2 separate regions of the Mus musculus genome follow, and region 1 is linked to region 2. A link is a loop called in an ENCODE intact Hi-C map of the cell type or tissue named here. Cell type or tissue: left cerebral cortex. All regions are shown on one strand. Each heading gives the region's core, and the rest is flanking DNA. Links, peaks and the distances in the headings are about the cores only.

The links. Peaks named below come from ENCODE experiments on the same cell type or tissue, not always from the same donor. Only the 100,000 strongest peaks of a DNase experiment are listed, where the experiment ranks them.
Region 1: a loop joins it to region 2, with 2.5 times the contacts of the local background. A loop is called at or near these places in 7 of 42 quality-filtered maps.

Annotation. Positions count from the first base shown.
Region 1 is chr16:96,845,644-96,861,423 of GRCm38, reverse strand. All of the region lies in intron 3 of Dscam (DS cell adhesion molecule), which reads left to right. Among named protein-coding and RNA genes, the nearest start is that of Gm32432, 29 kb to the left of the region's middle. RefSeq lists an enhancer at 13,456-15,780. In left cerebral cortex, for the core only: CTCF peaks have their summits at 6,293 and 8,825; DNase peaks (open chromatin) are centred at 3,634, 5,850 and 8,822; H3K27ac peaks cover 407 bases.
Region 2 is chr16:96,998,656-97,014,435 of GRCm38, reverse strand. All of the region lies in intron 3 of Dscam (DS cell adhesion molecule), which reads left to right. Among named protein-coding and RNA genes, the nearest start is that of Gm32432, 120 kb to the right of the region's middle. In left cerebral cortex, for the core only: no CTCF peak of the experiment used is centred there; DNase peaks (open chromatin) are centred at 4,849, 6,354, 7,207 and 11,369; H3K27ac peaks cover 700 bases.

The sequences.
Region 1 (15,780 bases), core at 3,271-11,270, 150 kb after region 2:
CTTCCAGAGGTCCTGAGTTCAATTCTTATCAACCACATGGTGGCTCACAACCATCTGTAATGGGATCCGATGCCCTCTTCTGGTGTATCTGAAGACAACTACAGTGTATTCATATAAATGAAATAAATAAATCTGTTTTTAAAAAAAAGAACTAAATTTTCCATTTCCCAAAGAGAGTATGAAAAAAAAATTGAACGACTCTTAGAGTAGGCAATGATGTTTTTCTGGGGACACAGAAGAAGACAAACTGCAAGAGAAAAATGTCTATAAAGTAAATTTAAGGATGAAGACAGTAACAAAAACCTTTGCTTTTTCAAAAGCGCCATTAAGAAATGGACAAGGCCAAGCCCAGCTTCAAAGGATGCACTTTCCAAGCACAGAAAGAATATTTAGGAGTCAGCAGCAAGACAAATGCCCCAGTTCAAAGCATTCATAATAGTTGAAGAGGCACTTCAAAGAAAATATAAGAATGGCCATGAACATGTTTAAAATGCTAGCGTCTCTATCAAAAAAAAATGAATAATAAAACCACAGTTAGACACTAAAGGAAAAAAAATTCCCCTTTCCCAAAAAGCAAAACCCAAAAGTAGGCTCAGAGTTCCAGAAACCCAGCTATCTGTATCGTTCCCAGAGTAGGAAAACAAAATAAGTAAGAAAAGGAGCTGGCCTCGACCCTAGATAGCAATGGTTATGAAAGCGGGTAACCGTGCTATCCTTGCCCATGCATTCTAACACCAAAACCAAACCAAAATCAAAACAAAGACAGAACCCCACAAAAAAACAGCTTTCTTTAAAAAAAATTAAAATAAAATAAAACAGATAACTGTCCCCCACTCTCCCCCTGTTAAAACCTCCTTTCCTAGCTACAAAGCCTACTTCAGATCTCATATCGAATGCTCTGGTTGTCCCTGCAGCCAGGCCCTGAGCCACCACCTCTCAGGCTATTAAAAGTCTACTCTTGCTGTTGAGATCAGTCTGAATATTCACCCCTTGCTTCCTCCTGTAAACCCAATCCTTGCAGATACACCCACTCCCCTCCGAGATGAACTGCAGCTCTAATGTGTCGGTGAGAGAGGAGAACATCGCATCTTTCATCCTTTCCTTGCAAGCACACAAAAATCCTCCTTACTAAGCCATGTGGTCTGATGGCTGGATCATGCTGTTCCTCTTCTGCGTCTGCTTCTGAATCGCCAGACTTGAAATCAACGTATTTGTTTCATCACCTGACAATAGGCAGCAACTTGCAGCTTAAAGGACACAGATTCGGAGTACTACACGGGTGGGCATGTCTTGGAAATTGCAAGCTCTGATTATCAAAGTGCAGAGGTCTTGAAGAGGTCATTCACCTGCCAGCAAGAATCTGACTACTACAAAATTCCCTGACAAAGCACTTGGGTAAATCACCAGGCTCAAAGCTAAAGAGATTTTTCCAGTTGCGGCACAAGGGAAGGAGACATTAGCTTGACTGGCTTCATTCCTGAGTATGAGGTACATACAATGTTCCAACCCTCAATCACGTCTACCCACAGTGACAGCTGCAGGGGCTGTGGTGCCTACCTTGACCTTCTTCCAGGGCCAAGGCTATAGAAACTATGTGATTTAGTGGAAGCAAGGAGAGGAACAACCAAGAGACAGGAGCAAGGCACCATTTTGAACATGTTTGCACATGATTGGCACTCAGTAAGGCTTATTTATTTAGATCAAAGGCAAATATTATTGTCAAAAGGAGACTGACTTTTCCAGCCTGAAGTTGTGATTATAACTGAATGATGGAGTCATGATTTTATCATAGATTTTTTTTTTTAACTGGCTCACACTTTCACAAAAATAGTGATGTAGCTGACTGGGGAAGTCGCTGCCACCTGTGTTCTCCTTATTAGAACTTTCCAACAGGGGTAAGTGCCATTGTTGAGCCTGTGGTGGCTATTCTTGGTCGTCAACATGACTACATCTGGAATTAACTAGAGCCTAAAAATAGAGGGCACATCTGTGAGATTTCTGCTTAATTTGAAGTGGGAAGATCTGTTTCTAATCTGGATCTTTAAGGTAGGAAAACACACCTTTAATCCAGATCTAGTCTGAATACACACTCGTATACGGATATGTGTGTATATATGCTTCCACAAAATGAATTTTTAAAATATGTATATACTGTGAATTGCTGTGTCAAGCTAGTTAAAATATGAAATCATCCCAGACAAAATCTGCTTCTTGGCAAGCTACAATATGTTCTTTTATTTTTTTTTAAACTATAATCAGCATACCAGGTGATAATTTATTTAACTTATTGCTAAAAGCTGTGTCCTTTGATCTGAAATGCTCCAAGTCTCAGGCTATATCCCAGGGAAGACAAGTTACTCCTTCCTCACTTCTCAAATCTTACACGAGGACATTGCTTCCTTCTGAGACTGTTGTATTTATTTCACTAACATAAGGTCCTCCAGATTCATCATGTGTCACCTGTTGTAGGACTTCTTTCTTAGTAAAGGCCGAGTAGTATTCTTCTGTGTGCATATGCAGTTTATTTATCCATTTTTCTGTGCTGTGGTCACTGTTAGGTCCACAGTGGTGGTTGCTGTTGTGGGCAGTTCTGCAGTGAACATAGGAGGGAATGCAAACATATTCTCATATTCTCTGCACGGGGTGTGTGTGTGTGTGTGTGTGTGTGAGAGAGAGAGAGAGAGAGAGAGAGAGAGAGAGAGAGAGAGAGAGAGAGAGAGAGAGAGAGAGAGAGAAAGAGACAGACAGACAGAGACAGAGACAGACAGACAGACAGACAGACAGACAGACAGAGAGAGTGCTGTTCTTGGTCTGGCATGGAGCTAGTGTGTAATGGGCCACACTTATTGAATGGACTTTACACGATGGTAGAATTTTCTGAGGTCAATATCTAAAAATAGAACTGTTCCCTATGCTTTTTGTTTAAACTGGAGGCATGAAGCCTGAGAAATCCTTTTGAAGAATACATTCATCATGAATGCAAAATCCAGAAATATGTTTTCTGGAGTAGAGGAATCCAGAGCACAGTCTCCCCTCCTCACCCTGCCCCACCTGTGTATCAGATCTTTAACACAATCATGATGATGGTGGGTGACAGGGTGTTTTGCCTTCTGTTAATCGAATGTGAGGGCTGAGTAAATTGCCTTCTGAGCAATGAAGGGGGTGGATCTAAAGAAATGACTGGCAGGTCACTGGATTGATATGATCCTGATCTCAGAGATTCAGAAAGGCTGTCCGGCCAGGCAGATTCAGGGAGGAGACCTCAACCGCTTGAATGCAGCTGGATTCTCTCTGTCAACATCTCAAGTCTTAAATAAAAATGGAGTCTTGTAAAGCCATTAGCAGCCATAGCTCCTGATAAATTCACACTCCAGGATAAGAAGGATCTTTTGGATCCCCAAAGAGCCCTGGGCCTGTTTATGAGCTACAAGGAACTCAAGTCCTAGCACAGAGCCCCCTTCCTGCCCACACCCTGAAGCTAGTAACAAGAATGTGTATGAGTTTAAGTGTGAGTATCTGTGTGCCCTCTTAGCATGCTAAGGTGAGTGTGTGGAAATCAGGACAATTGCCAACATAGGCTCTTCCCATTCACCATGTAGTTTTCTGGAATTTCGTGTCAGGCCTGCTGGCATTCTTCCTTGTCCTCTGAGTCATCTTGCCTGCCTCGTTCAAGAGCTGTTCACACAACAGATGATGAGACCAAAGAGTCACATGGCAAATGCTAATATCCCCATTCCTTCACTCCACATGAGGGCCCCAGAGTGAAGAATAAGTCAAAATTACCAAGATTGAGGCCAGCCCCAATGTTTTGCCCTGAGTCTCTGTTCACAGAAACAGATCCTTGCAAAGTTGCTTCAATGGACATGTTTTTAAAAGTTCATGAATACAGAGAAAAATATCTCAGGACTTTATTTTTTTTTAAGTATTATGATTAAAGATAAAGAAAAAAAGAAACAAAATTCCTGGAGGATTATGGAATCCAGGTACAAACCTCTAAATTCTATAGAGGACTAAGAAAATTCATGCATTTACAAACTTCTTTCAGCTATCAGCTTAAAATAGAGAAAATGTTAAACTCTGCAGGTGGACAAATTGCTTTGTAACAAGGCTGGGTCCTGACGAGGATGGAAGTTTTGATTAAAAACATATCCAGAAGGGAAGTAAAAATAGTCCTGACCTTTGAAGAGGAAAAAATTCTGGTCTTCAAGTTTGACTTTCATTAAAATAAAAATAACAAAAGAATGTCCCAGAATAGCCTCTGAGGTTTGAAATCTGCTCCCACATGAAATCATTTATTTGGAACTATCCAGGGAAGAGAAGAGAAGGGGAGGGAGGAGGAAGCTAGAACTTAATGTTGTGACCTTTGTTACTGGATCTAGGTTATTCCTCACATGTCTAGGAAACTTCACGGAAAATTAGCCTAGCCATAGTTTATATATATACCTGTACAATTAATGCAGCCCCAAAGCCACCAAGTTTTAAGCCCCCTCCTCCTAAATCTGCCTATCATTTATCTCAGCCCCCACTGCTCCCCAGTTAGCTGGTGTGTACAAGGCCCAATTCATCTTCAGGGTTTGGTATCCCCTGTGGGTCTGTGAACAGGGAGGGCCTGACTAAAAAGAGCTGAATGCCCCAGTTTGTCACCTGGGCCATATGAGTCATCCAGTCTGATGCAGTAAATAGTGTCTCCGAGAATCAAGGAAACCTAGATTGTGTAACCTCAGTCCCCAAATGATTGTATCTAAAACTTCAGATATCCTGCCCAAATCACAAAATTAGGGCACTAAAAAACATGTTATGAATCCTTGGTGCATGGCAATCACCAGAGATCACAGCTCCCTCCCTGTGCTCATAAATGCTCTGGGTGAGGTAGGCAATGTGAATATATATATATATACATATATATATTATAGACAATATTTTATATATACATATATATATACGTATATATATATATTATGCATGTATGTGTTCACATGTATTTAGACCCTAAGCAGATCACCATCACAGATCATTTAAAACACTCAACAGCTGGAATCCACACCATCAATCCACCAATTTAATATCTTTCTTTCAAAGAAATGAAGACTGGACCCCCAGAATTTTCATAGATGCATACTGAGGAGATAATCAGAAATATAGACAAATATCCTATGTACATATACTCTACTTGATGAGTCACTACACCGTGTCAAGATTCTGCATGTGGGTGCATTCGCACATGTGTGTGCATGACTGTGTGTGTTCATGTACATGTGTGTGTGCATGTGCACATGAGCGTTCATGCATGTGTGTGTTTGTGCCCGGGTATGTGCACACGTGTGTGATTGTGTATTCATGTGCACCATGGTACATGTGTAGGGGTCAGAGGACAACCTTCAAAAGCCAGTTCTCCCCTTTCACCATGAACCCATGTCACCAGGCTTACACAGCAAATGACTTCACCGGCTGAGACATCTCCTTGCGCTGCTTGTCACTTGTGTTGAGAGTTATGTGGTTGTTAATCTTGGGTATCAACTTTGAAGCACATAGACCAGTGAAACACACTGCCAGGCTGCCTATGAAGTATGCTTCTAGAATGGTGGCAAGGACCTGCCTTGGATATGGGTGGTACCATCTTGTCTCATAGGCTAGGGTCTTACATAGAGCACATAAGATCCTGCATAGAGTAAGAATGGTTTTGTTCCCTTATCATTTTAATGAAGAAACCTGGGGCTTTGCACACCCTGTGCCTTCTCTCCTGAGCCACCTCTCCAGTGCTCAGATGGAAGGAGAGAGAATAAAAGCAGAAATTGAGACAGCACAGCATTCTCTCCATGTGTTTCCTGTCCACCATGTTGTGAGCTGCCCACTCCACCCACCCCACCACGATGGCCTGAATCCATGAACCAAGTCTGCTTCATCCCTTCAAGTTGTCTTGCCCAGACATTTGTCACACACTGATGGAAAAGTGACAAACACACTGTGTTCTTACGGCAATCAGGCAGAGGAGGAAGTGAGCTGTGATATTCCCCTGCCTCCAGATGTTTGCTTCGATTTTATGTGTGCAGGTTTTTAAATGCAGAACTGGCTTCTTCAGAGCTTATCTGAGGAAGAGTGCCCTGTCCTCTGCCCATCCCCATAGACAGGACAAGGCAGCAGCGGGTGCATGTGCTTAGCAACCGTTGCTATAGCAGCATCTGTGGAGGGGCTAGGACTCTGTGCAATTCAGGGCTGAGGTGATTTCTGCACCCCATACAATAGCATTATATTCCTTGGCATTTTTCTAAAATAAAATATTTCCTTGGAGAAATTCCACTTTTCACCTTTGGGGGGCAACACTATGAGTATAGTTTCTCATGCACTTTATTTTTATCTAGCCCAGGCTAGCCTCTTCAAACTCACTGTTCTGCCCACACTCGAGCTCCCTCCTGCCTCTGCCTCACAATGGACCATCATTTCTGCTCCTATTTTAAACTTTTTATCTGTGGTCCAGATGTCACAAGCCATGTGTCTAATGATTCCCTGAAGCACTAGCATCCCCAGACCTTAGAACATGGCGTGACTTGAAACTGGGTCATTTTTGCAGATATTATTTATCCAATATGGATAAGTGGAGTGGTACAGAAGACCACTGATCCAGTGTGGATCCTGTACTTGTGAGAGAGGAAGTTGGACACAGATGCAGAGGAACAAAGCCCAATAAAGGTGTCATCACACTGCCATAAAACAGACAACGAAAAGCTGAACTGTTCTGGAAAGGACCAGTCAGTCTCTGAAGGCTTTGGCAGAAACACAGCCGTGGTGTGGATGGCTTGATCTCACAACTTCTCCCCTCCAGGAATATGTATACCTGCATCTCTGTTTTCAACCATCTCCTCTGCAGATCGTTGCTACCACAATATGGGGAAAGTTACACAGACACCACAGAGAACCGTGAAGCCAGTGGCATGCATGTGAGGGGCTGTCACAGCAAGCAGCAGCTCTTCAGAGTCCATCAGGCCTCTCCCCGTGGGTCATGCAAATTTCCTTCACACCTGTCAGGAGGAAAGTAGAGACTCTTGTCTCTTGCCTGGCTATTACAGCTCTGTCTAAAGTCATCGCTGTCTGGTGATGATTGATAGACTCCAGAACTTTCACTCTGTGCAGCTAAGACAAATGACAGAAATTTCAGCTGAATTCTGAGATCTACTTGTTCACTGGCACGGAAACTGAGTTCTGGTGTGAATGAGACTGGGCACAGACAAGAGAGGAAACCGGAAAGGCAAATATTAACTGAGGCTCCATCAGTTTCTTTCTCCTAAGCAAAAACATAGCACCTTTCCAAGAGACTTTGAAAAGGAGAGGAGATAGCATCAGTGATAGGAAGGTGACAAAGGTTCATTCCCAATGGTACCTGATTAAGCTCCCGAGAGAATGATCGAGAGAATGAGCAGAATTGTCCTCCTAGGATATAAGGTTCTCATTTGCTGTTTTCACCTGCATTTCTCTCTTCTCACCCCTGCATTCTCCCAGACCTGAGCTCTCAAGGTTCCCCTCGTCTGATGGGTGTGACGATCTGTAAGGAGGTCACTGAACGGCTGTGTAGGCAGCAGTGGTGACCTGTGCCTTCAAGAGAAGGTTCTGAGGGAGCTCCCATCCATCCAGTGGCTGCAACACATCTCATCTCTTCAGAACAAGGATGTGGTGTGTGGTTTAATTCCCTTTAACTAATCTATATCAGAAAAACCTGAAATTGTAGTTTACATATTGAGATCCTTGCCAGCTAGGTCTATAAGGTTAAATGATTTGAGGACTTGGCTGGGGTACAGTTGTCGGCTCCTGCCTACTGTGTGTGAGATTCAATGTCTGAAAGATAGGCCAAAGTGTTTAGTAAGTGTATCAGAGTCCTATCAATCCTGAGCCATCCATAGCAGGAAGTTTAGCATTGATGCACACAAAGATGCATACACATGTACTCAGATTATTTTTTTAAATGGTGCCCACTTAAAAAAAATAATGTTACCTTTGCTCTGTGTGGTCCTCATATTTCTCAGGATAAAATATTGGTTATTTAAAAAAGATATTCCCTAATTAAAATTTAATATCAGAAAGATGGCCTCAGTGTGGGGCATTTAAAATGGCTTCATTTTATTCTTAAGTGACAAGCTGAACTTTTGCAACATGACAGGAGAATAATTTTCAGGGATATTAAGGTAGGATGTACAGCTGAGGAAATGCTTTAGCATTCAATCTCAAGAAGAGGGTAAATTATCTCAGAACACTGGGGACTTTCACTCATATTTTCTGTAGGGAAATTCTACCTTTATTAAACACTTGTTGGATTGCGTCAAAGGAGTGAACAACTTTACCATGTTCTGTTCCGAGGGTGTGTGACACGCACCGGCTAGTTTTGCTGCAAGTCTCATATTTGTCATGAGACTTGTTAATGAAAACTGGTACAGAATGAGTGTGTCCTGCTGGTGTGAAAAACAAAAAACAAAAAACAAAACAAAAAAACTGATAATATAAACTTGCTAAGGGCAAAAATAGGGGAAGAAAAATATGGAGAATAAAACCAAAATTTAGAGTCGGCTTTCTGCAGAGCAACGAGCTCACATACCCTTTGTGCGCTTTCCCCTCCTTGGGTGGCAGTTTAGATGGGACTGGGCGCATTGTGCTTAGACCTGTAAAGCGCTCTTACCGATCATGGTCTGACTAATCCGTGGAGGAAAGCCCTTAGAATGCCCTGAGTTCATGATTTTCCCCCCCTAAAGATAAAGTACTAACCATGAGAGCCTCAAGACATGGGAGACAGGCTCAAAGGTGGGCAGAGGACAGGGAAAGGTCCCAGGGCTCCCCCTAAAGGACCATCTGGGAATTAACCTGATCTTTTACAGGAAAACTCAGCCAAAGCAGTGCACCTACTTGGGCTTTCTCCACCCTCTGCCTCTGTCATCCAGGGTGGGCCATATGGCCCCTGACCCTCCAACCCCCAGATCCCCGATCTCTACCCCTTTACCCCTTGTTGGCTCTGTATCTACATCACCTGTTTTCCACCCAATTTCACCAGTTTTTATCTCCCATCTAACGACCAGGAAATAGCTGCCCCCACCTACCTACCACCTACCTACCGTCACCCTGCCTCCTAAACCCTGGGGCTTCCGGTCGCGCCCCCCCCCGCCCCGCCCCCCCCCCCCCCCCCGCAACTCATCAAGGCACAGATGCCCCTTCCAAAGTCCTCAACCACAGACCTCCCCACGCTTTTCTTACTCGCTGGCCTGGCCTTCTGGGACAGCAAGCATACAACGGGATATTTTCTAATCGCCCCATCCTTTTGGATTCTGTCTTTCTTTCTTGGCAGCCACTTGTCACTGCCTTTACCAGCTAAGAAGATATAACTTCACCTGCTGTTGGAAGGGACATTGACACAAAGCTTCCCAACTCTAGGCCATTCTTGAACTGCATTCAAGATTACCTGCAATCCCTTAACTCCATCTACACCCTTACTTCCTTTTGGTTGTCTAAATAGCTCTCTCTGTATGTCTAAAGCAAACTGTGCATAAAGAGTATTTGCTCTGTTGGTCTTACTATGGAGTCCTTGCCTTCTTCAGGTCCCTCAATCCTTCCCTCCCACTCTTCCACAAGACTTCCTGAGCTCCATCTAATGTTTAGCTGTGGGCCTCTGCATCTGTTTCCTTTGACTGCTGGGTAGAGCCTCTCAAGAGGACAGTTTTGCTAGATCCTGTCTGCCAGCATAACAGTATGATAACAGCATAACATATGATAGTGTCAGAGATTGGTTCTTGCCCACGGGATGGGTCTCAATTTGGGGCAGTCATTGGTTGGCCATCTTCTCCATCTCTCTCCCAAATTTGTCCTGCCAATTTTGCAGGAAGGACACATTTTGGGTGGAAGGTTTTGTAGTTGGGTTGGTGTCCTTATCCCTCCACTGGGAGTACTGCCTGGCCACAGGAGGTGGCCACTTCAGGCTCCATTACCACCTACACTGCTACAGGTCTCAGCCAGAGTCACCCATAGACTTGCAGGCCTCCCTTCATCCCAGGTCTGTGGCATGTCCCAGACACCCTCACCCCCGACCACTGCTGATTTTTGCTCTCTCTCCTCTCCCTGCACCTGATACCCTGACCCTGCTCCATCCTCTCTCCAATCCAGTGTCCTCCATCCATCCACTTCTGATATCTATTTGAAAGATTCAAGCATCTTCCCAGGGGCCCTCCTTATTATTTGGCTTCTTTGGGTCTGTGGATTGTAGTGTTTGTCTTATACTTTATGGCTAATATCCACTCCTAGAGACTGAACCACAACCAAAGATCAAGCAATGGCTGGATCTAACACCCCACCACCACCACCACACACACACATATGTAACAGATGTGCAGCTTGCATGCAGCTTGATCTTCATGTGTGTCCCACCCACCCCCAGGACTGGAGCTGGTGGGGAGTTGTCCCTGCCTATGGATCATGTTCCACTAATTGGGCGTGGACTTATCTGACCTCAGTGGGAGAGGATGCACCTAGTCCTGCAGTGACTTGATGTGTCAGGGTGGAGGGATGGGGGGGGGGCTCCTTCTCAGAATATAAGGGGATGGAGGAGTTGTGTGAGGAGGGGACTGGAAGTGGGGCTGATACTGGGATGTAAAGTGAATAAATAAATAACATAATGAAAAAAGAATACTTGCATTGCTGCATTTAAATGTAAAGTCAATAGATTCAGCAGTATATGTAGATATACTGACTTCTGGTTAATGCAATTACCTCCCAAAGGCTCTAAGTGGTGGATATTTACAAAGAAGGACATCAAGTGGAGGAGAGAGATCACATGGTGCAGCTTCCTGGAAGGGGCTGGATGAACATTGGTGGAGGCTGGGTCCTTGAGACTTCCTCTGAATGAGTCTGTGGGATTGAGGAGGCTACAGTGGTGTTGTGGAGATAGCACAGTTCTTGGCAGCACAACTGCACGTGAACTGTCCCCATAGACTCACACACTGGAACATGTCTCCAGTGGTGGTGCTGTTTGGGAAGATGATGGAAGACGTAGTAGGTGAAGCCTTACTGGAGGAAGTGCACTGGGGTAGGCTTTGAGGGTGGCCTTTCTTCCTGTTTCCTTCTCTCTGCTTTCTGACTGCCAGGGAAACCATAGGCTCCTGCAGCCATGAGGGACCATCTCCACTCTGGAGCTATAAGCAGAATAAATCCTTCCTCCCTAGGCTGTTTTTGTTCAGGTGTTTTGTCACAGCAACAGAAAGAGGCTAAAATAGCTGCATATGGATAGCAGTTCCACCTGCCTGGTTCTCTGGTCCCTCTTGACTGTAGTTGTTGTGTCTATTAACCTGGTTGTCTTTGCTCTGCTTTGTAACTACTCACCCTGATATACTGTGGTCTTTCCCTCTAACTAGGAGTTCATTTCAGATAATCTCAGATCTCATTGCTACCCCTGCATGTGGCATCCATTTATGTGGATTCTACTGGTTATTTTTGCAGCAGAGCATGCTGAAAGCTGGTGGGCTTTGTGTGGAAGCAGCTGAGGATGCCACTCAGGAACCTGAGTTATTCATAGTGAAGGTTGAGTTTCTACAGGATTATTGAAGATCAGCATCCTAGAGCCCTGGGTGACCCTGAGACCTGCATTTCTTTCTCTACCCTTAGCTATGTCTGTAATATATTTGCATAGATACTTGTGTGACTTTACAGAAGCGCATTATGATTTCTTAATACATCGTCCTCTGTGTCTAGGAAATAAACATAACCCAAAGATCTCACATGATATTGCATTAAAACAGCTAATAATAAGAGAGATGTAAGTAAAAACAATAAAAGAAAGCCCTCAATATCAGCAGCTTCTGCTGAAGCTCCTACTGAAAATACAGCCAAGTCAGTGACAGACCCACTAATCTTCATACATAAAGAGAAAATAAATAATCCCAAAGACCTGGACTATGTGTGAGGAAGATTAGATTTCCTCTTTTATGGAAGCTTCTGCAAAGAAAGAAATCCTGTCTCTAGATTCTGTGTCTGCATCATAATAAGGAAAACAATTCAAATCACAGTTCATATTGAGTCCATTGTGCACATTTGAACAGACACGGAGCCCAGAAACACACTCAGAGCCCCATTTCTCACATCCCAGTGAAGCAAACCCTTGGCAAGGCCCACTCCCCTGTTGTTTGATGCTTACTGATGAAGTTACAGCCTATGAAGCTGATCTCATAATCTATCCACAGGTTACCCCATAACATAAGTGCTGGGAGCACAATCTCTGCCCTCATCTGAGACTTTTCAAATCCACTCCCGCATGTCATCTGCACCACGAGGACAGGCGTCACAGAATTCACTGCCACACACCATCTGTGCACTACGTGGGCACCACATGGGCAGATGTCACAATTAGATCTCAGCACATCTCCATCACAGGCCCAGGGTCTTCTAAAACTTGGCTCAGCCACTTTCTGAGACCGGAAAGGCCTTCATGTCAGCTCCCTCCACTGTTTATTCTTTTTTAACGTGTTGATTTAGTAGTTAAAATTATCTAGATTTAAATTTTACAATTATTTATTCTTAAAAAAATTATGAATGCCGGGTGTGGTGGCACACACCTTTAATCCCAGCACTTGGGAGGCAGAGGCAGGCAGATTTCTGAGTTTGAGGCCAGCCTGGTCTACAAAGTGAGTTCCAGGACAGCCAGGGCTACACAGAGAAACCCTGTCTCAAAAAAATTATGATGAGTGAATGATTACACAAAAGATGGTTTTTCCTCCCTTGTCTACGTCATGCTTTGATGTATTCTCTGATTTTTCTACCCGGCCAAATTCACATCAAGTCACAAGTCATAACAAACCATCTCTCTGTCTCTCTTTCTCCTCTCTCTTTGTCTGTCTCTCTATCTCTGTCTGTCTTTCTCTCTGTCTCTCTCTGTCTCTCTCTCTCTCTCTGTCCATCTCTCTCTCTATCTCTCTCTGTTCTCTCTCTGTGTCTATCTCTCTGTCTTTCTCTACCTGCCTCTCTCTTTCTATCTCTGTCCCTCTCTCTCTATCTGTTTCTGTCTCACTCTCTGTCTCGCTCTGTCTCTCTGTCGCTGTTTCTCTCGCTCTCTGTATGTGTGTGTGTGTGCTCTGTGTGTGTGTGTGTGTGTGTGTGTGCGTGTGTGTGCAAGTAGAGACCCGAATTTGATGTTGAGTGAATTCCTCAAAAGCTTTCCCCAGGAGCTCTCTACTTTTATTTTATTTTATTTTATTTATTTATTTACTTATTTATTGAGATAAGATCTCTCAATGAATCAGGATTGTGCAATTTTTGCTAGTCTGACTGGCCAATAAGCTCTAAGGATCCTCCTGCTCTGTTTCCCAGCGCTAGGGTTACAAAGGCATGCCACCATGCTAGGCTTGTAGGTGGATGCAGGGAATCTAAATCTGTCCTTATTCATACACAGCAAATACTGTACCTACTGAGCCATCTCCCCAGTAAATTTCATTTTATTCCGTCTCCGTATGTGAGAGAAAACATAATACCCATCTTTCCGTTACTTTAATATATTTGTACTAATTTAATTAATTAATATTTATAGTAATTCTCTGAGAATGTCACACAATGTATCTTCATCATACTCACTCCTGACTTATCTCTGATTGCTCCCAGATTCACCCAGTATCTGGGCACTTTGTTTTTCATTTAATTTTATTTGTAGTTCATTTTCACACCCCATATTCCATTCCCCACCCCTCCCCATCCACCCTCTGACTGTTCAACATCCCACACCTCCTCCCCACCCAACCCTGTCTCCACGTGGATGCCCCCACCCCCCACTCCACCTGACCTCTAAACTGTCTGGGGCCTCCAGTCTCTTGTGGTTTAGGTGCATCATCTCTGAATGAACACAGACCCAGCAGTCCTCTACTATATGTATGTATGTTGGGGGCCTCATATTAGCTGGTGTATGCTGTCTGTTTAGTGGTCCAGTGTTGGAAAGATCTCTGGGGTCCAGATTAATTAAGACTGCTGGTCCTCCTACAGGATCACCCTTCTTCTTTCAGCATTCCCTAATTCAACAACAGAGGTCAGCTGCTTCTGTCCATTGGTTGGGTGCAAATAACTGCATCTGACTCTTTCAGCTGCTTGTTGGGTCTTTTGGAGGGCACTTTTAACACAATGATCTCCAGCCTTACTTATTTCCTGAAGGTCGGTGATTCCACTCTTCATGGCAAAGTGCATATCACAACTGGAAGATATTGCCCACAGGAAACATGTCCTTCCAGCATAGCCTCAGGGAACATTGCCTGTTTACTTGTCTTTAAACACTAATCTACCCGACCTAGTCCTTCTCTGTCCTTCCTTGTCATCCTCCCCACCGAGTAGAGGTGGCTCTTACACAGCCCACCATGTGCAAGAACATGCCCCAGATCCCAGGAGAAAACTTCCCATTATCCTCTCCCTCACCCTAGCATCCAGACCAACACTCTGTCCTGGAGTCTGTGTTTTCAAAATATATCTTAATTTAAGCCCATGAAACTTCCATAATTTTCTCCAACCAGACACATTCTCTGTGTCTCATCCTGACTGTCTAATCCTCAGACACCAGACAAGGCCCCCTCCCTCCTGGGGAAGCACTCTCCTCTGTCCAGGCTCATTTCTTTGTCCTTCTGTGCAGTCCTCTGTTTCTTTTCTCTCCTTTGTCTAATTGCTATTCTTGCCTCTAACTGAAACATTTCTTCCTAGACATGAGTGGCCCTGTAGTGACTGACAAGTGTCCCCTCATCATGTAAACCAACGAGTACTGTTCCAGTTATTTGAGTTTCATTGGTTGTTATTATTAATCCTTAAATAATCCCTTTTTTAAAAGTCTAATGTCATTTTATTTTCTGAAGGATTTATTCTGGAAAAAAAAATCACAAGAAATCTAACTAGAGTAAAGATTAATGGCAGACTCTAAGATCTGCACAGGCAAAGCTCTGATCATTAACAAACTAAACAGGGTAATTAGGTGCACAGTTGAATGCAGTGTGCGGGCTTAAATTAGCAGTGTGTAATTGAGCCTCATTTAACTGTGGGAGAAGTACACTGAGCAAGTCTTAGTTACAGGAGGAAAATGTCTTTGTGAGATTGCTCTCGGAGTGTTTAACATACATATGCTAGATGACTCTGGACTTAGAAGCCAGGGTAGGGTTTGAGCTGGTTCCACATGCTCCCCTCCCCCAACTACAGAGGGTGCACCATTACTACTGGTTCAGTGATTTCTCTGTGCAGCTTAGCCTGGGCTGTGCCTGGGCTGCCTCAATGTCACCCTTCCGCCCTTCCTTGACATCACAGTTTACAACCTTCTGGTGAGGGGAGGTCACTGCCTGAACCAGAATGCCTTATTTCCTGATCTTATTATTATTATTTTGTGTGTGTGTGGGGGGGCACCTCAGATTTGTTCTTCCTGAATACCCAGCCATTTAATACAAGGTAAACAGGAAAGGACAGGAACAGGAAGGAAAAGAGAAGCTGCTGTCACAGGCCAATGGTGATGCAGTTGGTGCAAAGTCAGGCAGGAAGGAAGCGGCCACAGCTGAGCGGGGATAAGGAGGTGGGAACATGGCTGCTTAGGTGTTTAGAAAGCAGGGATGACAAAGATGGAAGAAATGTTGAAAGTGTTTCTCTCTGCTACATCCATGCCCACCAGTGGGCTAGCCTGGAAAACAAGAGAAATTAGGCCACCTTTGACACGTCTGTGCCACCCTAGCCTTCCTGATCCTCCTGTGTCTCCAAGTTACCAGGGCTTTGTAATGCATATGCTGTGAGCCACACCCACTGACTCCTCTTGGA
Region 2 (15,780 bases), core at 3,624-11,623:
TACACATCAGTCGTGTGGATTGCAACTCAGTAAGCTGCTGTGAACTGAGTTTTTAGTGTACTGGAGCTTTGTGGGTTAAATGACCAGGAGCCACAGTGCTGCAGTTTGCAGAGGCTGGTAAACTGCATTAGCAAGTAAGGGGGCGGGGGGGGGGGGTGAACGGACAGACTGAAGGAAATCATTGCTGGGATAATTCGGATGAGATGCAAACAGATATATAGAATATGAATTCTTCTCAGATCATTTAGTCAACTGTTCTTTTTTTTTTGATATTTCAGGATTTTATTTATTTTTAATTAGGTATTTTCTTCGTTTACATTTCCAATGTTATCCCAAAACTCCCCCATGCCCTCCCCACACCACTCCCCTACCCACCTGTCTTAGTTAGGGCTTTACTGCTGTGAACAGACACCATGACCAAGGCAAGTCTTATAACAAAACAACATTTAATTGGGGCTGGCTTACAGGTTCAGAGGTTCAGTCCATTATCATCAAGGTGGGAGCATGGCAGTATCCAGGCATGGCTCAGGAGGAGCTGAGAGTTCTATGTCTTCATCCAAAGGCTGCTAGTGGAAGACTGACTTCCAGGCAAACTATAGGGTGAGGATCTTATACCCACACCCACAGTGACATACCCATTCCAACCAGGTCACACCTATTCCAACAAGGCCACACCTTCAGATGGTGCCACTCCCTGGTCCAAGGATATACAAACCATCACACCACCCACTCCCACTTCTTGGCACTGGCGTTCCCCTGTACTGAGGTATATAAAGTTTGCAAGACCAATGGGCCTCTCTTTCCACTGATGGCCAACTAGGTCATCTTCTGATACATATGCATCTAGAGACACGAGCTCCAGGGGTACTGGTTGGTTCATATTGTTGTTCCACCTATAAGGTTGCAGATCCCTTTAGCTCCTTGGGTACTTTCTCTAGCTCCTCCATTGGGGGCCCTATGATCCATCCAATTAAATCAACTCAAAAAGGCATTTTGAGACTAGAGAGATGGCTCAGTAGGTCAAAGTATTTGCTATTCAAGCATGAGGGCCAAAGGTTTGATCCCCAGGACCCAAGTAAAAGGGCAACCGTGGTAAGGCGCACACACACACACACACACACACAGAGAGAGAGAGAGAGAGAGGGAGAGGGAGAGGGAGAGGGAGAGGGAGAGGGAGAGGGAGAGGGAGAGGGAGAGGGAGAGGGAGAGGGAGAGGGAGAGGGAGAGGGAGAGGGAGAGAGAGAGGGAGAGAGAGAGAGCGTGCACTGGGGCAGGAGGAAAGGAGTGGAGACAGAGTTCTCAGGCTTGCTGGTTAGAAGCCTAGCTGGAAAATTGTAAGCTCGGGCTCAATGAGAGAGCCTGTCTCAAAGGAATGTGGTGGAAAGTGGTGGAAGATAATATTAAAGCCATCCTCTGGCCTTTGTGGGCATGCACACAGGTGCAGTTACCCTTCCCACATGTACATATGCACCTCTGCCACACACAGGGGACTTGAAGCTTGCAGGATACTGAAAAAGAACATGCCAACTAGAACTACATAGTACATTTCTACTATTTGTAAAGGTTTAGTCATTTTCTGTCTTCACAACTGTGCTATCCAGTTAGCCTGAACACTGTCAACGAGACTGTTTGGAGACAGTTTCTGTACCAGAAACCAATGGCTCAAGCTGCCAGCCCTAGCCGCAGCCTATCTAGAATCTCAAGCCTAATGTCATCACAGGCCAGATCCAAGGTGCATCTGAACTGGACAGCAGATCAACCTGAAATGTCCATTGCCTAGATCTTGGACAGTTTCTACAGGCAGCCTGCCTAACCCACTCTCCAGCCATCCCTCTCCTACTTTCTCTTGAAGGACATGAAGACAGATCATAGCTTGGCCAAGACGTGTTCCCAGGCCTTTGTACCAAAGGAAAGGTCCCATTGGCCATTTCTAAAGGGCACATAGAGCCCCAGGATGAGTAATTGGCTGAGCACTTGGTTTTTGTGTGTGAATTCAGAATCAGATAGAAGGACTTAAATTCTGATGCAGGCATTTGCACAAGATGCTCTGTCATTTTCACACTACCCTTGGGACTATGAGTAGAACAGAATCTACTGAATCTTTGACTTTACTTAAAAGTCATTTTTGATGTCAAAATATGAATACATAGCTCTGTTTCTCTTCCTTTTCTTCACTGTTCTGAGGGACATCCATTGCATGCATGGAATTAACTCATTTTCTGCCTCTGAACCAATACTAGTATCTCTCCCTTCTGTATGTAACACACACTGCATGTGTGGCACTTTGAATGTGGAAGACACATGGCCAGGTCATTTAAGAGCATCTGGATTCTTTTGTTTTTGTTTTTCAAGACAGGGTTTCTCTGTGTAGCCCTGACTATCCTGGAACTCACTTTGTAGACCAGGCTGGCCTTGAACTCAGAAATCTGCCTGCCTCTGCTTCCCAAGTGCTGGGATTAAAGGTGCGCGTCACCACCACCCTGCTAGAGCATCTGGATTCTTAAAAGCAGCTAGTGATATCTTTGTTTTCGTGTGGATATGTGGTGTCCCATAAACAAGTTAAAGTTGGGAAGTCCATGAGCTTCTGCATTGGACAATGTAAGGTGGCTGCCAGCTGCTATAACACTTATGGTGACTTTTGAAGGTGCATAGTTTCAGAAAGAATCTTTGAATGGACAAGATTTAAGTTGTCTGCAAGTTACTCTAGAAAATCTGTCTTTTAGCTGTGCTACAGTTGTTATGTCTCTGTCTCTCATTAGCAATTTTACCACCATACACGAGGAACTGGACTTTGACCTAGGTATAGATTTCAGAGAGGTCTCCAAAATTACTTAATAACAACAAAATCTTGAATGAGCTTGTCTGCCACACATCACATTTTGCTTTGTGTCCTCAACCTGAGACTGGAATCTTTCTGCAATGTTTGTAACTTGTAGTTAGTCATAGCCAGAAGATTCCAAAATACTGCAAAGACCAAAACACAGATTTGAGGCTGGAGAGAAGGCTCTGTGACTAAGAGCTCAGATGGCATCTGAAAGTGACCCTGTCCATCTGGGGCTAGAAGGGGAATTACAGACAGTAGAGTCCTGTTCTCTGTCCTCAGAACTCACACTAGCATTAGACTAGACTGTCAGTCCCACTGAAATCCAGTACAGCCTCTCTCCTTTTTATATTGATCATGTTTTCCATTTTCTCCCATCATCCTTTGTGCCCTCAACCCTTTCCAACATGGCTGAGACCCAGCCTATCTTTTTGCAGGTAAGAAATGGCACCCAGAGGGTTGCAGTGATTTTCAGGATGATTATTCTGCAGATGTTATGTCTTTCCTATCAGTCTCTCCTTCTCTCACAATATGTATGAAGAAGAGGGTGTTAATGTAGTACAAGTTTTGATGTTTCAAGGGTATAATGCCCACATTGCTTAGTTCTGGTGAGGGCCTTGTGTCAGATGGTGGACAACAAACAGGTGACCTGTCCACACAGGAAGCAATAGCAGTTGGGGCATGCTTGCTGTTTTCATGACAGCTTTTGCTCCAGAACTTGGATAGGGCTATGAGGCTCTTAATTTCAGAGTCAGCACATCTGCTGAGCTGAGGTGAAATTCTGTTGTATTGAAAGTCTGCTGTCTTCAGGTTGGAATATTCTAGAACATCTCTTCTAAGGACTTGTGAATATTGTCATTTGGGGCCTACCTGCACAAATATGTAGGTGAACAGCCCCGGCTCCCAACACAAGCTCACAGGATGGTGAAAAGAGAATGTCTTTGTAAGCTGTGGCCTGTGACAGAAATGAGAGAAAACTGACTAGACAAAGCTGCTTTGGTTAAAACCATGGAAATTCCAAGGAGTTTCTCTAGTGGTGCGTGTGTATGTGTGTGTGTGTGTGTGTGTGTGTCTGTGTGTGTCTATCTGTCTGTGTCTGTGTGTGCGTGTATGTGCTGTGTACTTGTGTTTCCTGGAGTCTGTGGCATGTGTGTGTGTGTGTGTGTGCTGTATAGCTGTGTTTCCTGGGGTCTATGGTGTGTATGTGTGTGATGAAGAGTATAATGTGTACCTAATGTATATGAAATGGGCATGTGGCATGTATACACACACACAGATATATATATATATGTATATATATGTATATATACATATATATATATGTATGTATATACACACATATATATATAGTGGGTGCCATATATGATATGTATGTGGTGTGTGCTATTATCAGGGAGGATGTGGGGCTGGGGAAGGGGGACCCCTGAACACCCTACCAGCCCTTCTCAGCTGGTGTAGACCAAAGTTCAGACTACAAGGACATATGGATCCTGGTATGGAACAAAGTGTGTGAGACAATCTCCCCTCTGCACCAGGTGCTTCTCTGGACTCCCTTAGCAATTGGCTTCATAGGGCAGCCTCTCTCCCACTCATCTGCCCATCAATCACTGGGAAGCCATTAGCTGAGCTGACTTGCCTAATTGCTTTCTATGATTTGCTTTTTGGTTAAACTTTCATGGTGCAGTGTTACAGAAATGAAGACAGAGAGACACAAGCCCCTCCCCTTAAACTGTGTGAGCAGTGTGGGCACAGGGAGGTTTACTGCAGTGTAGGTGACAGGGAGAAGAGAGAATCAGGTCTGCAGCCCCTTGCCAGGCTGCACCTGGTCACCCCTCTGCTTCTTTCCCTCCAGCCTGGGAAGAAAGTCAGTTATTTGGCAGCTGCAGAGAATATTCTTTACCAAAAAAGAAAAAAAAGCACCCACGTCCACAGTCCTCCCTCAGTTCCTGCTGCTTCTCTTGGCTCATGTGCTGCAGCACCCACCCTGCCTTGTGTACCCAACCCCTGAGAAGCACAGTCCAGGGCTTGTTAAAGGACCTAATCAATTCTGTGCCTCTCGCTGGCTCAGCAGATCACCACACAGGCAGGGCCATTAGCAAGTGGGAGTGTGAACACACAGCCCTTCCACGAATCAATACGCAGCCTGTGTAGAACAAGCCCCCATTTTTCTCCCATTAAGAAAATGCATCACAAACAGTCTCTTAGATGTTCCCAGGCTTGCCTTTTAGGAAGGAAAAAAGTAATTTTTGTCTGCAAGTTATGCTTAGTGTAGACTGTGATGTACTGAGAGGGTGTGATCACCCTAGGAGGGCACCTTCACAGGCATCAGATTTGGAATCAAGCTATCCTGGCTCAAGCTATTTACAGTAAGACTCACACATGCACACAATCATTCATGCAGACTCTATCCCTCTCCCTCCCCCCCTCCTCCTTCTCCTCTCTCTCCTCCCTCTCCCTCTTCCTCCCCCTCTCCTCTCTCTCCTCCCTCTCCCTCTTCCTCCCCCTCTCCCTCCCCCTCTCCCTCCCCCCTGTCATGTACACACACACACACATGCACATGCACATGCACACACATGTTCTCAGATACACAGAAAGAGGCGCACAAAGCACCATGAGATCAACACATTCATTCATACTTCAGACTTAACTGAAAGTAGACATTTTTTCATATTAGCAAAAATTCATACTTTTTTGACTAATAGTAAGCCCATGTGTTCAATATGTATATTCTTATTTGCCACTGATATTTCTTGTAAAAGCATGAGCACTTCCAGCCCATATGAGCACCAATATTACCAGCTAGAGTTATGACTAGTTGTTGATCATGAATCCTCTTAGTTTTTTTTCATGTTGTCACAAGTCAGGAACTAAAGGGTCAGCATCATATGATCTTAGGTGATATTGATCATACTCAAAGGCTTGGAAGAAGATATGTGGGCCACACCCAGCATCACTGTGGTTGGACAAATTTGCTGTACTTGGTCACTGTGGTGAGGGTAGACCATCTGTTTCTCAGAGCCATGGGTGCCACAGGCAGGAGAGCTCTCCCACTGTTAGGTCATTCCAGAGGCAGGTGGAGTTCTGTGCTCAATAGCTGGAAGTGTTATGAGAGACCATGAGAGATACAGAACCATAAAAACAAAATGAAAAGAGGAAGCAAACCCCAAATGCAGGTCACCAGGAGGCTCTGTGGGAACCATGTTGTTAACAAACCATTTCACACATGCACACGCACACACAGGGAAACACACACACACACACACACACACACACACACACGGCCTCAACCATCTTGAGGATGCAGGGTGTTGATGCCAGATGCTGTGTTAATGGATCTCGTGGCAAGCCCGTCAACACAGAATTGGGAGAAGGGCCTTCTATTTTTAAAGAATGCCCAACATTCATGTTTTTCATATTTTTCTAGCCTATAATTACTCTTAATCAAAATACAAAAATAGTAAACAGCAAAAAGGAGCCGAATATGGTGACAGTTTGCCAATAACGAGAGAGCGTTCCATCTGTCTAGCCGCGAGTGAAATGGTGTAATTACTGCTCATTTTTCTCGTAATTGCTGAGTTATTAGCTTAAAGCTTACACACAACTGGTGAACAGCACTACCCATTTCTTAATTAGAGCCCCGGCCCTGCCATGCTTGAAATCAGGGAGCCCCAGAGTCACAGGAAGAAGCCATTAACCCTATCTGCTTTTACAGACTGGGCACAGACACTCACAATTCTCTCACTGTCCAGACCTTAGTGCTTATAATTCTGTTTCAATGCCAGTTGATTTTTAGGCTCCCCAACTGAAATCTATCCTTGCATTCAAAAATCCATCATCACTAGATGACATCTCAAGGAGACCACACTCTGCTGATTTCTCTCCAGTGGTCTGTTAGTGGTTCTGTTGGCATATTGCAGCTAGGGAGACTGTGTCAGGAAGCCCAGGGTATCACTAGGGTGCTCTGCACACAGCTGTGCAGGTTTTACAACATGGAAAACATAATAAAAAGTAACTTTCCTTAGTTAATCCTGTTTATCTACATCAGCAAATAAAGGCAGACCGAGCTTTGATTGACATGACCATCCAGGGTGTTAATTAATTGATCTCTGAGGTTCACTCAAGCCGGACCTGTTTCTGTTGGGTTTTATCAGGAAAATGGAGGCTGTAGATGTCTCCCCCTGCTTGAGGTTGTTGTAGAACATTGCTGTTCAGGTTTATTTTTAGCACTTCCCTTGTTTTAGCATGGAAAGTTCTAGCTCTCGGAAGGTGAGGATATTATTGTAGGGACATGCTTAATTCTGCCTCAGTCCCTGGGCTCCTAGGACTTCCTGGGGGATTCCTGAGTGTGTAGCAAGCCACCAATGGCAAATATGTGTGCATTTGCCAAATGAGGCCTTGGGAGAGACATCTCTAGGCTTCTGGCTTCGTGTAGTTAGACTGGAAAGGACCTGCTTGCAGTAATCAAGTCTTCTGAGCTCTCAGTCTGGAGATGGCAGAGATACAGGAAGCCAGGTTCATCCTTCTTTCAGCCCAAGTGAAGCTTTGCTAATGAGATGCTGCTTCACAAAAGAATATGGAGTCTTCACAGTAAAAACCTCACACTCTCAAAAGGTGGAGGAAGGTCTCTCTCTACATCCTGGGGTAACCTACAGAGGACAGTTTGTGTAGCCCCTGCAGTAGAGGCAGCACATTCTTTGTCTCTTTCATTTCCCTCTCACTGAGGGAGAATATTGAACCTCTAACTTGAGATAAGCTGCAGAAGATTGGGAAAATGCATTTTAAAATCCACATCGTAAGCCCCAGGGAACTGTGCATCTGAGACTCCTCTGAGCTCCCGGAGGCCTCACATGCTTATCACGCCTAATCCTTTGGTTCTGCTTACCAGCTGCGGAGCACAGATAGGGGATGTTGGGGGGTTTACAGCCTGCAAAAAAAGCAGTCCAGATACTTCACCCCGAAGCACAAGAATGAAATGAGAATTTGCATAATCCACCCAGACTTACCCAGGTTTCTTCCAGTCTTCTTATCACATTTTTTGAAAAAATCTATTAAACGAGTATTAGGACAAAATGTAGTTTTTCTTTTCAGAGCATCCATTTTGCCTGTATCTCAGGGCCAGTGGGGCTTTCTGTATATGTATGTATTTTGTGTGCAGGGTAATGTCTGAAGGGCTGACCTTGTCCTTGTGTCCTCTCTGTGTTTAGATCAGTTCTTTTGACTCAGGAAGCTTAGTTCTGAGTGATTATGAAATTTTTATCTAAAAAGGCCCTAAGTAAATCGCATTTGTGAAAACTGTGGCATCTTATCACTTGGTATTCCAGAAGTGGGGAGGCAGATCCATGGCACATTCATGATAGCTGTATGATTAATCAAACTGGCTTATCAGAAAAATGCAATGAAACTAGTTCTTACCCACAGTCTGTCAGCCAACATGCATTAGTGCACACACGTGCATGGACACAGACATAACACACATGCACACACTCATGCATATACATATACACTCATACACACAGGCATGCACACACACATGCATGCTGGCATACACATAGTCTCTCACACACGCATATGCACACATGCATGCAGGTACATACACATACACACACACATGTATGCACACATGTTCACATATGTGCAAGGCTCCTACAATAAGAAGTAACAAGCCTTTTCTTTAGTTTCAAACTGATAAAGTTGGCCAGCCCTTGCCTCTGTCCCACTTTTGTTCATTAATTAGATTGTTTTCATTAACAGTTTTCCACTTTTTCTTTAACTCTTTTAGCACCTTCTCATCTGCACTATTTTACCAAAGCTTTTATAAGTCAATACTTATTTACTTAGTTTTTGTAATTTTAATAGATGCATACAATGTATTCATTATCAAATCTATTGCCCACTCCTTCCCAACTATTCCCCCTACCCTGCTACATGTCTCAAATAAGTCCAGTGGGAGCTGCCAAAGTGTGTGTGAGTGTCAGACTATCCATTGGAGGATCTGCAACTTATCTGGAGTCAGATCTCATCCGTTTAATTCTGGGATCCAGTTGTTTCTGTGTTTCAGACCTCAGACTCAGATTTTGATGATGCACATACTTGTGTACAAAATCCTTTCTTGCATGTGTACAGAACTGGCCTTTAGTACATGTGTGCCAGGGGCTAGAGAGATGGCTCAGCTGTCAAAAGCTAGGCTCACAACCAAAACCACAAAAATACAAGAGTAAATGTACGCCTTTTTCAGTGTTTAAAAGTTTTAAAGTTGTATGTGCATGTGTGCTTTGTCTGCGTGTATGTCTATGAACCACACCCACGCAATGCCTGAAGAGTTCAGAGGAGGGCATAAAATACTCTGGAACTGGGGTTACACATGACTGTGAGCATCCATGTGGAGGTTAGAAAGTGAACCCATATTTTCTGCAAGACCAGTGGAGTACCCTTAACTACTGATCTATATTTCCAGCCATGTGTATGTCTTTTAATATGTACATATATATGTATATGCTTGTGTGTCTGTTGTGTATATGTATGTGTAAGGTGTGTGTGTTTGTATGTGTGTGTGTTTATGTGTGGTGTGTGTGTGTGTGTGGTGTTTGCATATGTGTATGCATTTTTGTATGTGTATAGTGTGTGTGTTTGTATGTGTGTGTTTGTGTGTATGTGTAGTATGTATGTGTGTTTGTATGTGTGTGTTTGTGTGTATGTGTAGTATGTATGTGTTTGTATATGTGTGTGCATGTGGTATGTGTGTGTTTGTGTGTATGTGTAGTATGTATGTGTTTGTATATGTGTGTGCATGTGGTATGTGTGTGTGTTTATATATATATGTGTGTGTTTGTATGTGTGTGTGGTGTGTGTCTATTTGTATGTGTGTTTATTGTAGGGTGTGTGTGCTTATATGTGTGTGCTTGTATGTTTGTATATGTATGAGTGGTATGTGGTGTGTGTGTGTGTGTGTGTGTGTTTATATATGGACCTCTCCTTTACCTCCTCCTTGTCTTCCATTTAATGTCATGAACTAATTTCTGTGCGCCTTAACTGATGTATAGTTACTATTCCATTTTTAATTCTATTATAAACCATATCTATATTGTTTTTTGTGTCTATTACAAATCTTATAAAGTGACAAACATCCACAGAGCCCAACACTGGCTAGTCTGTTTTTTGGCTACAGCACATGGATCTGATTGGACATCTTAGTCATCCTGTTCTTCCTTGCTCTATTTCAGTCCTGAGAGTCTATCAGTCATTCCGTTTTTGTTGCTATGTGCCCAAGTGAAGGGCCATTACTGGCTTCTGTGACAGATTCTTATAACTTCTTTCTTCCATCCTGGTCATTTTACTGCACAGGAGACATGACAGAGCAGAGAGAATCTTTGCAAGTGTTGCTGGGCAGAAATGCTCTGGGACAGCTAGGGGAGAGTGATTCACTTCCTCTGAGGGAGCCAAGAGGAACCCAATGCCACTCAAGAGCTTCCCTAGAGAGTCAGATAGAGTGCCTTTTGAAAGGTCATGTAAGTAGTTTGATGAGGGAGGAGGTCGGATGGATATACAGGAACTTAGGGGAAATAGTGAAAGACAGGAACCAGAGGAGCCAACCATAAGGAAGCAGTTGGCCAGGAAGAGCCACCACCTCCCAGAACATATGACAAAGAGTCCTATGAACTGAGCCAGGAGGAGGGCCTGAGCCTGAGGGCTGTGGAGACTGGGTGGATGGAGAGGTACCTGAAAGTGACTTAACAGAAATGCTGACTGTTCACGCTTTCCAGGCTCCAAAGGGGACACCCTTTGGAGATGTGGCTTGTCTCATGTCTCCCACTCAGTGTCATACCTGTACCATTCCTAGGGTCCCGTGAACTTCTCAGTCTAGCTGTCCTCTGCTAGGGCTGGTGGCATTCCTCTTTGGGTGGATTTTTGGGTCTGGCAGGTAGAAAAGCAAATCACTGTCTCTGAGTCCCTTGCGTTCATCTCTTGCTGTCACTGCATAGATGGAGGGACTGGGATTCAGGTGCACTTTGCTTCTTCTTAACCCAACCTTTGGGAAGGTCTGGTTCTCGGGACAATAAGATGGAAACTGAAGCTCAGTGAGATCTCCCAGAGAGCTATTGGGGATGTCGGCGTGTCACTGAGCCAGGCAACTCTGGGTGAGAACTTGGCATGGGTGTCTGTCCATCTGTGTGAACCCCTGAAATGACTGGTTGTTAGAAATAAAACCCCCAATAGGCTCCTTTTTTAAAAAAAATCCCATATTTGTGGAAGCTTCTTTGTTAGCACATACCTTGGGTGGAGAGCTGTGTTCAGGGAAGCTCTCATTAGCAGCCAGTTCCTCCTTTATTTGATAATGCCTTAAAAAACTAAAACCAGAAGAAAACAAAAATACCCAAGGGGAGGTTTTGCTCCTGACCAAACATTTACATTTGAAGTGCATTCTGGGGTGGGAGATTCCTGCTGAAGGGGTTTGAATCTGTCTCTTCCTCAAGCCTGCCTGGAAGGTGAGTTTTCCACGAGGAGGCACACACTGGCTTGTATGTATGTATTTATTCTCTGTTTGAAAAGCAGCTTTACATCTGCCCCAGAGAAGCTCATTACAGACATTACAGACAGGCCTTGCCTTCCTCTTGCCAAGCTGTCTCCTTGAAATGGAAAACTAATGGGTGTCAGATCTGCACCATGTAGCTGCCCGGCATTCTCTTTGATCCAGTGCAGAATGTGTTTGTTAAAAAAGCTGCTTTATTGATTTTTTTTTATTATAGCTGCTTTTTGCCATGTTTAGATCATTTGTACATATGCACATCACAATTTTTGTGACATCAAAGTGTCTAATAAGTTCACTGTGCTCAGGAAACATCTTAAGAAACAAAGGGGTCTCTATTCTGTAAAAAAAAAAAAAAAAAAAAAAAAGTCTGCTTCTTAACCCCACTGTAAAGGCTGTTTTCACAAATTCTGCTAGAATTGCTTAAGTGTATTTTAAGGGTTCTTCCAGAATTCCTCACCTTCAAAACTGTGCCTCCCATGACTCTACATTTAATTGGTTAAATCTGAGGGTGGAGCTCATATGTACTCAGGACAATGTTGACAGGATGCTCTGTGTGTGTGTGTGTGTGTGTGTGTGTGTGTGTGTGTGTGTGTGTGTGTAAAGCTGAGTAGCAGGCGTGCTCATTATTTATTAGCCTCAGTTATATGCCTAGGTGTCTGCTCCTTCCCACAGCATCCTTTTCATCCACGCTCAGCCCTCGCAGCTTCTGCTGTGGTTTTCATCCCATATGTTGCTTTTAGCAAGGAGGATATCTGGGTGTGCAGGAGGCAGCCCATGTGGCCTGGCTTCTCTCCCTGGATGCATCTGTCTCAAGTCTGTACCTACTGAGGGATCCTCCCCTGCCTGGATAGACCACTGTTTATTTTCTCACAGGAAGAGAAGAAAGGTTGGGCTCTTTGTTATGAGAGATTGCGGGTGAGGACATTATAGGCATTCATTTGCAGGCTTCGTGTGAGCACAGACTTAAATTTGTGAGCTGTGTGGCTGTAAATGTTTAAATCACTCTCATTTATGATTTTAAAAAAATCCTCAGGCTTTTATCAGCTTGATGGAATCCCACTTGCATATTTTTTTTTGGTTGCCATGCTTTGAGGGCGGGGGGTTATTGTTCCAAATCATTGTCCATCCCAATGTGCTGAAAGCATGGCTCTTAAGTTTTCATAAATGGCATAGTTTGAAGCCCTACTATTAAGCATTTGCTCTCTTAGTGCATTTTGAATGCTTTGTGTGACTTCCTCCTTCTACCTATGGACAGCTAGCTCCTCCTGCACATTTATTTAGTAGACCATCTTTCCTCTAGTGTATGTTCTTGGTGCCTTTGTCAGAACTCAATTGGCTGAAGATTTACTTATTATCCCTGTTCTATTCCACAGGTCTACATGTCTGTTTCCAGCATTTTGCTTTATTTTCTTTTATCAAGAGTGTTTGGCTATTCAGGATTTTTACATTTTCCTCTGTGGCTCCATTGTAAACATTGGCCTTATTCTTTGCAGTGGTGCGTAGATCACCATTACCATTTTGGTAGGAATTTCCTCAAGTCTATACATTACATTTAGCTGAGTACTCCTCCAGTAATGATCCTTGTAATCCTCGAACATCAAGCCTCTCTCTGCTTTCTGTGTCTTTTTCGGTTTCTTTGGTTGGTGTTTCGTAGATGCTGCTGTGACAATTTACTTCTCTTGTTAAGTTTCTTTCCTGGTGTACTTTTCAGCTGTTGAAAAGAGGTAACTTTCTGTTTCAGAAATCGGTGCTTTTCACACATCTAAGCCACTCTTCTGTGCAAGCCAACTCTGCATCTGTATCTTGGCTGACTTCATTACTGGATCTAGGAGTGTGTGGTGTAGCCCTTGAGATTTCCTAAAATAGACCATATCATCTGTAAACAATGACAGTTTTGTGTACTCTTCTAATCCAGCTGCCTCTGTTTCTCTCTCTTGAGTGATTGCTTTGGGAAGAACATCTAGTATTATGCTGAATAAAAATACTGAGGCATATATTCTCATTTTGTTCTACACATGAAGCTGACAGCCTTAAGATTTTCTCAGTTCAACATAAAGCCAGCTGTTCATACATACACACACATGCACAAACACACACACTCCCACACGCATGCATGCATACATGCTGTGCACATACATATGCATGGATATGTGCACACATATGGATGGATATGTGCACACACATGCATACACATGTACACACACACACTGTTCTATTGTGTTGAATTCTCTTCTGTGCCTCATCTATTCAGGTTTTATCATAGATGTTCATCGTGCCAATGTGATGTGTTGTTTGTCGATTTGTAGCTATTAAACCATCCTTGTACCCCTAGGGTAATTCTTGTTTGCTCATGGCAAATATATTTTTAAATGTGCTATTGGATTTGGTTTGCTAACTTCCTGAGAATTTTTTTCACCAATGTTCATTGAGGATATTGGCTGACAACTTTCTGTCTTCTTGTGTTTTTCTCTGATTTGTGTGTCAATGGTAGTGCTGGCCTTCTGGGATCTATTTGCAAAAACTCACAGTTGTGTTAATTTAAGTAGAACTGGTATTACTTTGCTTTCAATGATTAGTTGAATTAAACAGAGAAATTATCTGGTTTGGGTACTTTGGGGGGATAAATTTAAATTACTGTGTCAATTATTACTTGTTATCAATTTTGCCTTCATTCATGGTTTAGCCTCATGTTAATGGAGTATGTGTCCAGGAACCTGTCAGTTTCTTTTTGCTCATTAAATTTCGTGGCATTTAGCTGTTCGTATGAGCTGTTTAAAAATAGTTTCCAGTTCAAATTTAATCTTACAATAAAGAAAGATTTGTTGACTATAGAAGTCTTCATGGCCACATTTGTAACACTTACAGATATGATGGAAAATGAATTTCTAGAGCTGATTATTTTGTAGCCTTATTATAAGTAGAAATTTAATAAAGTGCTAATGAAAACAAGACACAATGGGCTCACTGAAAATAAGTTATGCAAACAAACCTAATTTCCTTTCTTTTAAATAATTAATTTCATTATATATTGGGGTAATTTAAGAGATATAATATTTTACTTCATACTTGTGAAAAATGGAGAAATGTTCATTATATAAAAATAGAGTGAATTACATTTTATTTAAAAATCACTGTTCCCAGGCTCAGCATGGTAGTACATGCCTGTAACCCTGGCTATTCATAGAGCAGGTTATTGCAAGATCCAGGCTAGCCTGGCTACACTATAAAATATGAAGTTCTCATTGAAACAGAAAAAATAAATAAAATGATACAAACAAAACCAAAATAACAACAAGAACCCAGCCAGCCTTGTTACTCCCCGACAGTGATTTTTTTTGAGCCTGTCTACCTGGAGGGTTCATCTTAACTAGATAACATTTAGTCACTCATAATATTCAAATTAAGTCAACAAGAATTTACTAAGTCAAGCAGAAAATTAGATTAGACAAAGTACAATTGTGCAGAAAATTCCTGGGCAGAACAAACTCAGACTTAGGGTGTAGATTTGTGACTCTCTTCTGAGAGAACATGAAGCTGAATGTAAAGGTGGGTAGGAAGAAGAGTATTATGGCATACAGTTGTGGGGTGGAGTCCCCCTCCCCAGCACTGCAGCAGAGGAGCACCTACCCCTACCACAACCCCAGTACTGCAGTAGTAGAGATCACCTACCTCCACCCCAACCCTAGCACTGCAGCAGTAAGATGGGCAGATACCTGGGACTCACGAGCTAGCCAGCCTATTCTACTTGGTGGTCTCTAGACCACTGGACGATACTTGATGGATGGCAATTAAGGCTGTCCTCTGGCCTCCATATGCATGAACACACATAAGTGCACCTGCATATAGGCATGCATACCACATACACACACAAAAATTAAAATACTATGTGCACATAGTAGTTTCTTTTATTCTTTAGATAGATCTAGGCCAAGGACACATGCAAAGACTGTCTATTTTATATTTGAGGCCTGTGGTAGTATAAAGAGCTGGAAAGAGGTGATGATTAGCTCCCTGTGTCTGCATCTCTCACACATCTCATGCCACTGACTGGGCACTGTTACAGACATATACATTCTGACTGTCACATATACAAAATAACCACACACACACACCCCACAACTGGTGTGTTAAAGACATACCCTAATCTCTTAGGAAATGTTAATCCCCTTCAACATACTAAGTGATTCTGGCATTTTAAACTGCCTGATAGATGCTGGGAATTTGAACTCAGGTCTTCTAGAGAAGCAGCGGGCTACCTTAAGTGTTGAGCCATCTAAGCCTCCTCTTCAAGTTTATAGCACATACAGATAGAACATAGTTATAGCCATAAGCTACATGATGTCCTTGTGACATATAATATAATAATACATGGTAACATCAAAAGACAATGTTCCCATTGATGTTACAATCATCTTTCTTTCTGTCAACCCCT